Linked DNA regions of Homo sapiens: region 2 is linked to region 1. A link is a contact called in ENCODE Hi-C or POLR2A ChIA-PET data. All regions are on one chromosome and are shown on one strand. Each heading gives the region's core, a stretch centred on a gene start or an enhancer-like site at or near the end of the contact. The rest is flanking DNA. Distances are from core to core; before and after follow the strand shown. Region 1 holds the start of ZC3H12A (zinc finger CCCH-type containing 12A). Region 2 holds the start of FOXO6 (forkhead box O6).

Region 1 (3,842 bases), core at 1,324-3,823:
CTGTGACCTGCTGCCTCTTGGCATGGAAACTGGATTTTCTCAGCCTCCCATCCAGGCTCAGCCCAAGTCAGAGAGAGGAAGACTGGCCTGAAGGTGACAGAAGGAGGGAAGAGCACTCAGCTGCATGCCTGCTGAGCTGGGCCAGGGCCAGCTGGACAGTGAACTTGTCCCACAGGGGCCACAAATTAGGGAGGGCAGAGGCTGATGTCATGCCAGCCTTGGGCAGCCCACCTAGGAGCTCCCTCAGGGCAGCCAGAAAATCATCCCTTCTCAACCCTGTGTCTGGGGTCTCCCCGTCCATGCCAACAGGAACTTTTCCCTGTGAGCCATCCACCCAGCACTGACTCATCAGCCTGCCTTGGAGGGAACTGGGAAAAAAGTGGGGCCAGAGGGTGGAGCCTGGATTGACGGGAGAAGTCTGGGTTTCCCAAGGTCAGCAGCAGCCCTGGCTTCCCTCTCTGCCCCTACCTCCCCACCCCATTCCTGTGCTGGGGGATGGGGGTGGGAGTCACTGGGGGCTGAGTCCTGGCTCTGGCCCCGGGGAACCTCCAGAGACTGGTCCAGCCCAGGCTGCTTCAGCTGAGTCAGTAGGGATCCAAGTTGCAGCTCGCCTGAGGCCAGAGCATCAGGCCACCTGCCCACAACCCATGTAAAGCTGGACCCAGCCTTGAGGTCACTCTTGGACACAGTCACTGGACCTGTTTTCGTGGGAGCCCAGGTCTGAGACAAGAAGGCCTCAGAAGCCCAGCCCCTGAAATAACAACAACAACTGCTACTACCACTGCCTACTACCACTACTATGGTTCCTGAACGCTTGCTCCTCTCCGGGATCCGCACACTCCCTCCTCACAACACCCACCTGAGATCAGGTTCCGAGGGGTGAGTGAGCAGCTGCCCACGGGCTGGTCCCCTTTACAGCCCTGCCTCACATTACAGGAGAGGAGTGGAGACACAGTGCTGGCCTCAGGGAGGGACCCACAGCATAAGGTAAGCTCTGCGGACAGAGGGACCTGGGCTGGAACCCTGCCTCTGTCACTTACCAGTAGCGCGACCCTAGCCTCATAAAAGGCTTTCCCTCCCTCTAGACCAGTCCCTAAGAAGGAAGTCACTTCTTCCAGCCCACCAGAGCTGCAGAGACAGTCATCCTTCCATGTGTCCTGGCCACAGGAGAGATGCGAACCTCATGTGTCCTGGCCACAGAAGTGACACTTACCTCATGGCCACGTTGCTCCCATCGATGACCACTGGTCTCAGGTCGCTGCCCTCCTTTTCCTCTTCTGGGAGTGGAGGCTCCAGGTTGGGAGCCTTAGGGGTGCCACCACCCCGCGGGACTAGAGGGAGCTGAGGGCAGGGGTCCGGTGAGGTCTGGCGCTCCCGCTCGGTGGCTGTCCCGTGTTTCACCAGCTCACCCAGCACCGTGTTGGTGTCTGCCTGGACGCCCAGCTTCTGCAGGACGCTGTGGATCTCCGTGGATGAATAGCCCAGCTTCCGGAAGAAGTCCACCTTCATCTGCAGTTCCAGGGCCGAGGCCTCCTCAGCGGCCAGCTCTTGACCCGGCCTTGGGGTGCCCTGACGGCTGTGGCTGTCCTCAAATTCCCACAGACTCATGGTGGGGCTGGCTTCCAGGACAGGCTTCTCTCCACAGGGGCCACTCATAGCTCAGACTCCTGGAAGGCCCCGCGCCACAGCTCCTACTGAACAACCAACAGGGTTAGGGACGGTGAATAGCGCTCTCTCCTAACCTCCCTCCCAAAACCACATCCAGCAGGATGAGGGATTGGTGGCACTACACACTGCATCGTGTTATTAGTTCAGGTTGTCCTCTCAAAAGCTCTCCCAGCTAGGCATTCCCATTCCCATTCTATAAAGGGAGAAACTGAGGCACAGACATTAAAAACGTGCTCAAGGTCATCCAGCTGTTAGCTGGTGGCTCGAAGATCGGAACTTAGTCTGAACTAAGACTGGAACTACCCCAGCTGTAAAGCCTCGAACCCCCACGCCAACCCAGGGGACCCAGAAGGCAGGGACGGGGCTCTCAGATGGAATCCTGGGGCTGGAAGTGCGTTGCGGGGCCCAAGGCTTCCCCACTGAGGCCACCACTTTCGCCCACCCGTCCGGCACTCAGAGCTCAGGCCCAGGCAGCGCAAGGCCCATGGCCGGACTCCCGGAGCCGGGGAGGGCAAGTTTCTGGGGTGACCCGTGGGGAGAAAAGTTGCTGGAAAACTTTGGTTGGCTGCCGGGAGCTGGTGACGCCGAGGCTGTCCCGGCCCGAGACCCGCGCTTGCTCGGCCCGCGATCCCGATCAGGAACCTGGTGCTCTTCCCCGGCTCTCCCAACTTGGGCAAAGTTGGAGGGGTCCTGAGGCCCGGCGGGCCGGGGAACAGGACCCCGACCCTTCCGTCCCCTCCCCTCTCCACCCCTCCCGTCCCCTCCCGTCCCCTCCCCTCGGCTCGGCTCGGACCCCGCCGGAGCGCTCCCTGCCGCTTCCCCGCCGAGGCCCGCACCCTCCCCGCCGCGCCTCACCCCGCCATGCGCCAGCGGCGGCCGGCGGCGTCTCCATGGGGCCGAGTCCTGGGGGTAAGGACGGCGGCGCCTTTATATGGGGCGGCGCGCGGGCAGGTGGTGGTGAGGCACTGACGCGGAAGCGGGCAAGGGGCGGGGCCGTCCCGGGAGACCGCCCCGGGGGCGGGGCTGCCTCGCCCCTTCCTGCTCCGCTCCTCGCGTCGCGGCCCCGCCCCCGCGGCCGCTGCGCGCCGGACGGGGCCCAAGCGGGGGTCGGAGCCTCAAGGCTGCGGCGGCGACGAGCTCCGAGCGGGACACTGAACGGCCCGTATGCGCAAGATAAGCACGGACTGAATCAGGTACACGCACCTGCCGGGGACGCACTGACCGAGGTGCGGACGGCGGTACCAGGACAGGTAAAGCCGCGAACACTCGGACCTAAGAACTTGACAGGTACACCCTGCCTGATGAAGCTACGTACGGCCAGGTGCGCATCGAGTGAATCAGGTACGCGGAGGTTGGTCCACGCACCTTGGAGGCAGGTCCATGGTTATAGACAGGTACATCCAGACAGGCACTTTTCAGATGGAGTCAGGCCCCCTCAAGACACACTGTGCTTAAAGCCGTCACACAGAGGTTGGCCACCCCCGGGGCCAGGTACACTTTTCCTGAAATCTGTACTTTACTAGGACCAAAAGGCAGGTTCAGTCAGCAGATGCACAATGACCGAGGCAGAAAACCAGGCAAAAGAGGGCCATTTACCCCAATCACCACATGAATACTGTCCACACAAGAATACTGTCACCCATACCGCAGAACTCACTGAGCGCCCCCACTGGAGGAGCACCCTTGCTCCATGAAGATGCTTTTAGTTTCCCAGGTCAGACCTGATCCCTCGCATGAGCACAGCACTTTACAGGCTTACACTCACGGGCTTACAGACAGAGGTCATTATGCTGATGTTACCCTTGAGAAATTCTGCAAAGGCTAAACTGCCCCAGCTGGAAAGACTCGAACCAGGATGGAGAGCTCCTATTCTAGTGCTCCTATTATTTGCCATTTTTGTGAACCACGAGTGACTGAGGGCAGAGGGGAGCCTGGCTTCCTATGTGTGTGTGTGTGTGTGCGTGCGTGTGTGTGAGTGAGAGAGAGAGAGAGAAAACACAGAGCCCACACGCTGGAGGACAGAGCCACATGCCACCAGTGCTTACTATGTGCCAGTCCTTTGTTACATTCTCTCTACCTCATCATAGGCATGTATCCTATAAGTGCTAGTGTTATAATAAATACTTGTTTATTGTAAAAGACACCATAGACACAACTGTACATGTACAGCTTAA
Region 2 (3,771 bases), core at 931-3,430, 3.9 Mb before region 1:
TGCGGAAAGAGACCCAGGTCTACTCCTCCAGCCTGTGTTCCTGCCCCACAGTGGCCGGTGAGGGACAGAAGCTGCCAGCACTAACCCTGAGAGCCATGGGCTCCCAGGTCAGGATACCCTGGCTCTACAATGCTGCCCCTGGGTATCTAGAGCTGTTCATGCCCACAAGTCTCCCCTCCTCCACTGGCACACCTCCTTCCTCTGACCCAGCTCACAGGCACCACAGGGCACAGCCCCCTCCCTTGACATAGGCATGCCTCCCTCACAGAGGCCACTCCTCCCATAGGGAGGCTGACAGTTCGCCTCCTAGGCACAGGAGGGGTCTCCAGCCTCCTCTCCCCCAAAGGCATAGACTATCCCCACTCTCCAACAAGATGGCCAGGGGAGGAGCTGGGTCGAGAGGCCACAATCCAAGCAAGCCCCTGTCCCCTCCTAAGGTGGCTCCCCCCTTTCCACTGGCTGGCACTGAGGCCTCCCTGGGGTACCCTGCCCCTCCCCCAGCCCCTAAATGGATCTGGGCTCCGACAGCTAGGGAAGTGGAAAAAAGCATCCTGGGTGGGTATGGACAGATCCCCAGCTCTCAACACCCTGTCCTCACACCAGCAGGGGCCATCACCAGTGACCCCCATCCTGATCTAGGTAAGGGGGGCAGCAGCCACCCCATGGAGAACTCAGATCTCAGGTCACCTGCCGAGTTCCCCACTCCAGGCTGGTTGGTGCCCTAGGGTGAACTCTGGCACCACAAGAAGAACTGTGGGCCCATGGTCACACTCCTCACCCTGGGGACAGCTCCAGGAAGCGCAATGATAGAGATTTGGGAGGGAAAGCCGGCATTGGCCCCAAGTCATTATTCCAGCGCTCTAAGAAGGGTGCCCTGGTGGAAAGGGTAAAACAAGAGTCACACAAAGCAGACTTGGGGGAGGAGGGGGAGGCTCCCCAATGTCCGCGGCCTGGGAATGGGTTCCTCTGCTATGCCCCCAAGGACAGGGTGGGGACGTGCCTCGGGGACGCCTCAAAGCGGCAGTCCCTTGTCACCCTACCAGACCTCCCACCCCGCATCCCTCCCCGCAAGGGAGCACGCACACAGCTGCTCCCAGTACGCCCCCGCCCGTCCGCTGGCCGGCCCCACGCCCTGGGCGCACACTCTGTGACCCCGGGGGGTGCCAAAAAGCCCTCCTTCTGACGGCCCTCCTGGAGCCCAACACACCTAGCAGCCCCTGGAAGCCCCAGTCGGCGTCCCCAGCCCCCTCCCCAGCCGGACGCCCCCACCTTCCAGCCGGCCGAGCTGTTGCTGTCGCCTTTATCCTTGAAGTAGGGCACGTAACGGACCATCCAGTCGTAGATCTGCGAGAGCGTGAGCCGCTTGTCCGGGGCGCTCTCGATGGCTTTGGTGATGAGGTCGGCGTAGGACAGGTTCCCCCACGCGTTCCGCCGAGAGCTCTTCGCTTTCCGCAGCGGTCCGACCTCCGCGCCCAGGGGCGGCGCTGGGGCCATCGCCGGGGCCGTAGCCCGGCGCTCCGGCCCGCAGTCCTCGGCGCCCTCGGCCACCCCTGCGCCCAGCGCTCCGTCCTCGTCGCCGGCCAAGTCAGGCTGCGGCAGGGGCCAGGTACACGAGCGCGGCCGGCTCTGCGGCGCGAAGTCCGGGTCCACGTCCACCTGATGCGCTCGCAGCTTCGCAGCCATGGTCCCGCCCGGCTCGGGCGAGGAGGGGAGGGAGGCTTCGCGGAGGGTGGGCGGGCGGCTCCGGGATCTGCACGCCCCGGGGAGGCCCGCGGGAGGGGTCCCTGGCGGCGCTGTCTCAGCCGCGGGGCGCCATGGGCCGAGGCGCGGAGGCAGGGGGCTGGACGCGCTGGGGAGCACGAAGGGAGGGAAAGACCTGGGCAGTGAGGGGGCGGCGGCCCGGGAGCCCAGCGGGCACACACCTCGCCCAGCCCCGCTTCTAGCACCTGCCGCCTGCCTGCGCCTGCAGCCACCACCGCCACCGCCGCTGCCGCCGCTCCCCGGGCGCCGGCCCTGCGCACGGGCCCTGCTCTCCCGGGACGAGGCCGGATTGCACCATGCCGGAGCCCGAGCCGGTGCCGGAGCCCGCGCCGCCGCCGCCCGGTGAATGCTGCCGCCGCCGCCGCTCCGGCTCCAGCGCCAGCTCCCGCGCCTGCCGCGCTCAGCGCCGGCTGCACCTCGGGATGGGCGGGGGACGGGGAGGGGGCGGGCCCGACGCGGGAGGGGGCGGGGCGTTTCGCCTGCGGCCGCGGAATCCTCAGCCAGCCCAGGTGCCCCGCCCGCGGGCTGGGAGACCGGGCGCTGAGCTCCCAGCTCGGGGCGACCCCGCCGCAGCCCCTGCAAGCAACAGCGCCGCCTACGGAGCAGGGGCGGAGCGGCTGGCGCGACCCCGCCCCCTGCTCGGCGCGGAGGCGGGGGGGCTAGGGGGCGGAGCCCTAACACTCCCATTGGTCCGCGGCTGGACTGTCCTGCCCATGGGCTCGACAGGATCCCTCCCAGAAGCGCGTCACCGGTTATTGTTACAACCCGGGGTTTCCCGGGGCAACGGGATGGGGCGGGGCTCAGGGCACTGGCCCCGCCTTCTACTCCGGAGAGGACTGCCCCGCCCTCTGTTTGTAGACTCCTGACGTTCCCAAGTCTCCGTTCCAGGACTCTGACAGGGAGGATGATCGAACTCTGCTCTTCTTTGTGCCCTGGACTGAGCTGGGGAAAAAGAATGGGTCAAGAATACCTGGGTTCTAGGCTAGGCTTTGCCACAATTCTCGCTCCTCCATCCGCAAACATGTTCTTCATGGTGCCTGTGGTCATAGTTTTAGAGCTCCAGTTCTCAAAGTTTGACGCAGAGCAGAATCATCCCCTAGAGCTTGTTAACATTGCTGGACCCCAACTCCAGAGTTTCTGATTCGGCAGGTCTGGGTTGGGGCCCCAGACTTTGCATTTCTAACCAGCTCCCAGGTGATGCACGAGAGACCACACCTTGCAAACCATTGTTTTAGAGTCTGTGGGAGGTTCTTACTGCGGTTGTTGGAACAAGCACTTGTCTAAAGTTCACAGTGTTTGGGGAGATGCTTCTCAATCAGTTCCTGGATATTTATTGAGCACCTCTGACGCACCAGGCACTGTCCAGGGCTCTACAGTGAGAGCAGCAACTGAAACAAATGAGGTCCCCTACTGCATAGACTAGTCAGGAGTCAGATGCTAATCAGATCATCACATGAGCTCAGAAGGGCGAGGCTAGCCGAGAGGTTGGGCAGTCCGTGGCCTCATCCTACAGGCTGCTGAGCTAGGTTTCCCAGTCACCACTGCACCTGCTGGCCTTCGCTCAGGGTATTTATCCCCTCTGCCTAGAACACCATTTCCCCGCCGCAAGGCCCTCATCAGAGATTCTCCCACTCTTCAAAGCTCCGTGCAAATGTCAACTTAGCCCTGACACCTTCTCTAGCCCCAACTCCCAACACTTTCTGTTCTCTGCTTGCCCAGACCACTTGTTGAGCTGCCAGCAACACCTTGTGCCCCTTTAGCACAATATTCCTATTTTGCCAATCAGGAAACTGAGGCCCAGAATGAGCAGGTGATTCCCCTGGTGGCATGGCCAGGACTGGAATCTCAAGCTCCTGATTTCTTTACCAGCCAGTACCTTGCTCCTGAGGACGCTGGAGATGCGAAGGTCTCTGGGCAGTGGGAGGGCTGAGCCCAGGCCATGGGAGATGGCCTCCTTTCTCAAAAATTTCTTCCTTCCAGTTTAGGACCTGAGGAGCAGGGCCAAGGGTG

Evidence for each region. A loop is a pair of places that touch in the nucleus more often than their neighbours do. ChIA-PET counts read pairs that join two places held with the same protein, here RNA polymerase II (POLR2A). Pooled maps may share reads with other maps.
Region 2: a map of B cell shows a loop between it and region 1 (14-fold over the local background). The contact joins the promoter of FOXO6 here to the promoter of ZC3H12A in region 1. A Hi-C loop is called at or near these places in 1 of 168 maps with a recorded cell type or tissue (B cell) and 4 of 50 pooled maps. POLR2A ChIA-PET finds 5 or more read pairs at or near these places in 1 of 52 experiments (activated B cell).

What each region holds. Positions count from the first base shown.
Region 1 is chr1:37,473,311-37,477,152 of GRCh38, reverse strand. ZC3H12A (zinc finger CCCH-type containing 12A) reads right to left here and starts at 2,573. Exons shown (of 6, transcript NM_025079.3): 1 at 2,524-2,573; 2 at 1,214-1,694. The coding sequence starts at 1,656. LITATS1 (lncRNA induced by TGF-beta and antagonizes TGF-beta signaling 1) reads left to right here and starts at 2,710. Exons shown (of 3, transcript NR_038842.1): 1 at 2,710-3,009. RefSeq lists an enhancer at 1,629-1,728 and silencers at 2,379-2,838, 3,299-3,398.
Region 2 is chr1:41,359,843-41,363,613 of GRCh38, reverse strand. It overlaps FOXO6 (forkhead box O6), which reads right to left and starts at 2,180. Exons shown (of 3, transcript NM_001291281.3): 1 at 1,270-2,180. The coding sequence starts at 1,683. RefSeq lists silencers at 1,465-1,684, 1,885-2,544 and enhancers at 2,343-2,637, 2,705-2,774.